Linked DNA regions of Homo sapiens: region 2 is linked to region 1. Evidence: chromatin contacts called from ENCODE Hi-C or POLR2A ChIA-PET data. All regions are on one chromosome and are shown on one strand. The core of a region is the stretch at or near the end of the contact, and the rest is flanking DNA. Distances in the headings are between cores, read along the strand shown. Region 1 holds the start of FILNC1 (FOXO induced long non-coding RNA 1). Region 2 has its middle 95 kb from the start of LINC02941.

The links. Hi-C counts contacts between places; a loop is a spot of excess contacts on that map. ChIA-PET counts read pairs that join two places held with the same protein, here RNA polymerase II (POLR2A). Pooled maps may share reads with other maps.
Region 2: a map of PC-9 shows a loop between it and region 1 (4-fold over the local background). The contact joins the enhancer-like site here to the promoter of FILNC1 in region 1. A Hi-C loop is called at or near these places in 3 of 168 maps with a recorded cell type or tissue (PC-9, endothelial cell of umbilical vein and heart left ventricle) and 5 of 50 pooled maps. POLR2A ChIA-PET finds 5 or more read pairs at or near these places in 1 of 52 experiments (AG04450).

The regions. Positions count from the first base shown.
Region 1 is chr6:139,769,646-139,772,345 of GRCh38, forward strand. FILNC1 (FOXO induced long non-coding RNA 1) reads left to right here and starts at 1,428. Exons shown (of 3, transcript NR_038399.2): 1 at 1,428-1,478. RefSeq lists a silencer at 721-898.
Region 2 is chr6:139,880,438-139,883,137 of GRCh38, forward strand. No RefSeq gene overlaps it. Among named protein-coding and RNA genes, the nearest start is that of LINC02941, 95 kb to the right of the region's middle. Within about 2 kb of position 1,439, at least 6 of the 41 ENCODE cell types and tissues checked have a DNase peak (open chromatin) inside an H3K27ac peak, as active enhancers do.

The DNA.
Region 1 (2,700 bases), core at 178-2,677:
ATCTGACAAAGGGCTAATATCCAAAACCTACAAAGAACTCAAACAAATTTACAAGAAAAAAACAAACAACCCCATCAAAAAGTGGGCAAAGGATATGAACAGACACTTCTCAAAAGAAGACATTTATGCAGCCAACAGACACATGAAAAAATGCTCATCATCACTGGCCATCAGAGAAATGCAAATCAAAACCACAATGAGATACCATCTCACACCAGTTAGAATGGCAATCATTAAAAAGTCAGGAAACAACAGGTGCTGAAGAGGATGTGGAGAAACAGGAACACTTTTACACTGTTGGTGGGACTGTAAACTAGTTCAACCATTGTGGAAGACAGTGTGGCAATTCCTCAAGGATCTAGAACTAGAAATACCATTTTACCCAGCCATCCCATTGCTGGGTGTATACCCAAAGGATTATAAATCATGCCGCTATAAAGACACATGCACACATATGTTTATTGCGGCACTATTCACAATAGCAAAGACTTGGAACCAACCCAAATGTCCATCAATGATAGACTGGATTAAGAAAATGTGGCACATATACACCATGGAATACTATGCAGCAATAAAAAGGATGAGTTCATGTCCTTTGTAGGGACATGGTTGAAGCTGGAAACCATCATTCTCAGCAAAGTATCACAAGGACAAAAAACCAAACACCTCATGTTCTCACTCATAGGTGGGAATTGAACAATGAGAACACTTGGACACAGGCAGGGAACATCACACACTGGGGCCTGTCGTGGGTTGGGTGGAGGGGGGAGGGATGGCATTAGGAGATATACCTAATGTAAATGATGAGTTAATGGGTGCAACACACCAACATGGCACATGTATACATATGTAACAAACCTGCACGTTGCGCACGTGTACCGTAGAACTTAAAGTATAATTAAAAAAAAAAAAAAGTGTCCTGTGTGTTTTTTGTGAAAAAGCATTCCTAGGCCTGGTGCCGTGGCTCACGCCTGTAATCCCAGCACTTCGGGAGGCAGAGGTGGACGGATCACTTGATGTCAGGAGTTCAAAACCAGCCTGGCCAACACAGCAAAACCCCGTCTCTAGTAAAAATACAAAAATTAGCCGGGCGTGGTGGCGCATGCCTGTAATCCCAGCTACCTGGGAGGCTGAGGCAGGAGAATTGCTTGAACCCGGGAGGTAGAGACTGCAGTGAGCTGAGATCATGCCACTACACTCCAGCCTGGGTGACAGGGTGAAACTCTGTCTCCAGAAAAAATAAAATAAAATAAAATAAAATAAAAGAGAGATTCCTAGGCAGTATAAATTAAGCTTATTCATTCTCAATTTTTATTTTATTTTATTTTTTATTTTTGGTGTCCTTTGCAACTACTTGGTCCTTCTTCGTGGTTCCTCTTTCCTCTCTAAACTCTCTAACAGTTTTTCGTTCTTGTTGTCATCCGTAGGATTTGCAGAAAGAGCCAACAACTCCTACAGATGATGACAGTTCTCATTCTGTGAGTTTATCTGATCCTTATTTCATTTTATTAATACAACAATGGCAATTTTGGCTGCTTATACTTTTCCATTTGGCTGCTTGCTATAGAGCTAGAGGGACTTCAAAGAGACTCACATGAAATATTTTTGTTTTATAAGTAGAAAAGCTGAGGCCTAGAGAAGTTAATTCACTTTTATGAAACTCTCAACTAGTTAATCTAATTAGTTAATCACATTAGTTAATCTAGTCTATTAACACTTTTCTTAACCTGAAGTTGAAGTTAAAAATATCTTGACAGATCTAATGGTAAAATATAAGATTTGTGAATGTGCCTCTTAAGCAATGAATGTTTTACAAATGGAAGGAATTATTTTTGTAGCTCAGTACAATCTTCGCAATAGCAGAATTATTCTGAATTCCTGATGCATGTTTTAACTATTATTATGAACATGTATCAGACACATTGTTAACAAGAGTTTCTTATTTCAGAAATGATTCCAGTTCAGTAGAGAAGGCACCTACATAAATGAGAGATCTAAGATTGTTAGATAAGCGCCGTAAGATAAGAAAGCTATGGGTCAGAGGTTTTCTGGTGGAGAGAGTGTTCACTCTTCCGGGAGGTCAGGGGAGACTTCGCAGAGAGCAGGTCACACCCTCCGACACCTCTCAGTCAACACTGCATCCTTTACTTGAAATGATCTTTTCTCCTCCGTTCTCCGGTGAACACACACAGGAAACTATGTCTTTTGGTATTTCGTCAGAATATTTTGTGTGCTGTTGTAGAAGATTTTGTAGGGCTAAGTGGTTTTTGGACAGCCTTATGGATCATGTTTCTTGTAAAAAATGGAAAACCAGTGGAACATCTTAGGCAGGGAAACGGGTATGTGTCTGTAGTATTGATGCCTTAAGTATATTGAAACATCATTGGTGTATTCCTGCACAGACCCGGTACATTTGTTCGGACATTTACAGGAAACCTTTCATTACTATTAGGCTTAGGGTTCCAACTTCGTTTTATTCATGATCATGCCTCATCCTTGTACAATCACGTCCCTAGTGAAGCTATAATAAAAGTAAGATGCCAAGAACTCAGGTATGGAAGAGAAAAAGTTTGTCAAGATTCTGAAAGAAATTAGGGAAATCACTTAAGTTCTCCAGGCTTGTTAACTCCTCATCTTTCTTCCAAAAATTTTCTTTTGTTGGCCGAGTGCCGTGGCTCATGCCTGTAATCCCAGCACTCT
Region 2 (2,700 bases), core at 189-2,688, 110 kb after region 1:
ACACCTGGAGGACAGCGCTATACTTGAGAGTTGACTACCTTAAATTGGCTTTTTCAAGCAATTCTTTACGTGACTTGTCTGCTGTGCTTGCCCACACGTAGTAGCTTCTGAATTGTTGCTTTAACCACATTGACTGATTTAACAAAAGAGTTAAAACATCATTTAATTCTGTTGTATATTTCAGTTAATTCTGAGTTTTTCCAACTAAAACAGAATGGGTGGTTGAGTATTTTTCTTTTGCAGATTAGTGCCCAACCTTAAAATTTACAGAGATTCACTGGATTGACTTGGAAGACCACCAGTAATCTCAGAAGTGGCTAAATAACCGGGACAAAAGCATTTACCCAGAAGTGGCTAAATAACTGAGACAAAAGCATTTATGCCTTAGACATGTTTACAGGATGATGGGTCTATGCTGTTTTTTTTTTTTATTTCCTGCCCCCTTTCTAGGAAAATGCAAAAAGTGCTTTTCTTTACACCATTGGACAAATTACTTCAGGATAAATTGAATCCTGTTTACAGTCCAGTAGTTTTATGTAATCAGTTTTTTAAAACCTGAGTTTCAAACAGAAACGCCTCAATCATGTCAAAAACCTGAGTAGTTCTAAGAGTCCTCCTTCTTCTAAATGGTACAGCTGTAAAGAGCAGTGTGACTTTTGTGGGTCCAAGCTCGGGCTCTACTCTTTACTCAAATGTGGTCTTGAACAAGTCCCTAACACTCTCTCAATGTCAAGCCTTCATTGGGCATAATTATATTTACCTTGGTTTTTTGTTTGTTTGTTTTCTGAAAGTCAAATGGCACAATATGAATGTACTCTGTATATTTCAAATGTTAAAAACATTGAGTTGTGGTTTTAGTAATTCTTCTCTTCTTCATAAAGTGGTCAACACCATCACCAATGAGCAATCCTCTTTGTGAGCTTTATTGTATCGGCAATAAGCTGAATGATGGCAAAAGGAGGACAAAGAGGGCTGTCAAATGAGACAAAGGGAACAGTGAGGGCACGGGAAGAAAGACTGGCATATGGTGTGGAGGGGGAGGGGCAAGGCACGAAGATACCGGTCAGTGGAAGAAACACACACATGCACACACCATGCTTCTCCACAAGTAGCTTTTATGTGTTAAAAAAAAAAAAGTGGATAGTAGGGTTAAAATGTCTCTGATCTTTTTTGCCAAATCTTGCCCTATAAAACCAATTGTCAATTTCAAATTGACAGCTGCAGCCCTGACTGCTTAAACAAATGTAACCTCTGTCTCATTTTGCCAGTAAAAAGAAGTCTTTAAATGATATCTTTTAGATTTGTTCTTAGGCCTTTACATGTAACTATCTGTAAAAAAATCTGTAAATCCATCAAATGCAAGGTTTCAGGTGGTGCTCTGGCATGCTGGATGTGTAAGCAGTTCTGGAAATGCCCTCCAGGTGGCATTATCAATAAATTTTTCAGCCTCCAAGTATGGTCCTAGGTCTATTTGAGATTCTGGTTAAAATGCAGATTCCTGAGACCCACTTCAAACTGACCAAATCAATGCCAGTTTGGGTAGCACCTGGGCATCTGCATGCTGTATGAGATTAGTTTAGGGGATTGCTACTCACACGCCAGAGTGAAGATCCCTGATCTGGTCAACATAGGCACCAGCTACAGGGCCCTGGGACCAGATCAGCCTCAGCTGCAGCAGCACCAGGCTGCCTGGGAAGCCCAGCGCTCCTGGGTGGTTGGTAAAGAGTCTTTTCCCTGGAGGAAAGGTAAAGAGTTCTCAGCCCCTCATCTTCCTCAGTCCCTTCTGAATTAAAAGATTGGAGACACTCCATAGGCAGGTTCCTCTCTTGTTTCTTTGCCTTTTATTTATAATCTCGAACGTCACTCGAACCTTTCTGTGTCAGCTTGCTGTTTTAGTTTTGGTTATGATTGGTGAGTCACAGAAAACACAAGCCATTTTTATCTGCAACTAGGACTACTCTCTGTGCATTTGGGCTAAAGGAATCCCTTTTCACCATTTAGGAGGAATGCTGAAGAGAAAGAAAACTTGATATTTAGCGCAGGGGCTAGTGTCATGCATCAATATCTACATCAAAAGACCAGAGGCTTCGGGCCCTCCCCCGCTCACTGTCTGCAGCCTTCACAAGCCTCAGCCAAAGGAAATGGGAGGAAGTGTATTTTTCATAGGAATTAACTCTTGCAGCCAAACAGGCAAATCAGGTGGCTTTAGATTCTTTACCTCATAAATGGCTATGTTGTGCTTTCCTTGTCCAGACTGGCGTTCTGTTTTGTTATAACTTTGCAAATTCAATGAATAGCTTGTAGGTGGGAGGGAAAGAAAAAGCCCATGGAATCTTTATTGCTTTATTTTTAAAAAAAATCCATGGAGTAAGAGAAAGAATGTGACTGCATTTTTATTTATGGTCAATAAGCCCAGATGAATATGTGGTAAAAGTTGTGCAGACTGTCACAAAGCAAATCACCATGTCACAAGAAATATTATTAAATTCTATAATTTCCTTTTCTGAAAGTAGTTCCTCTGTATGGAGTTGGAGAAAGAAAATTACATTCAATATTCACCTTAACTGAAAAGCAGCTGAGTGTGGTGGCTGGTATCCTATAAATAGCAGATCTGTGACCTCATTCCTGTTCTCTCTCTGCCTAGCTGTTTCCAGTTGCAAGTAGAATAGAAAATTGTCAATCATCTGGGCATATAGGCCA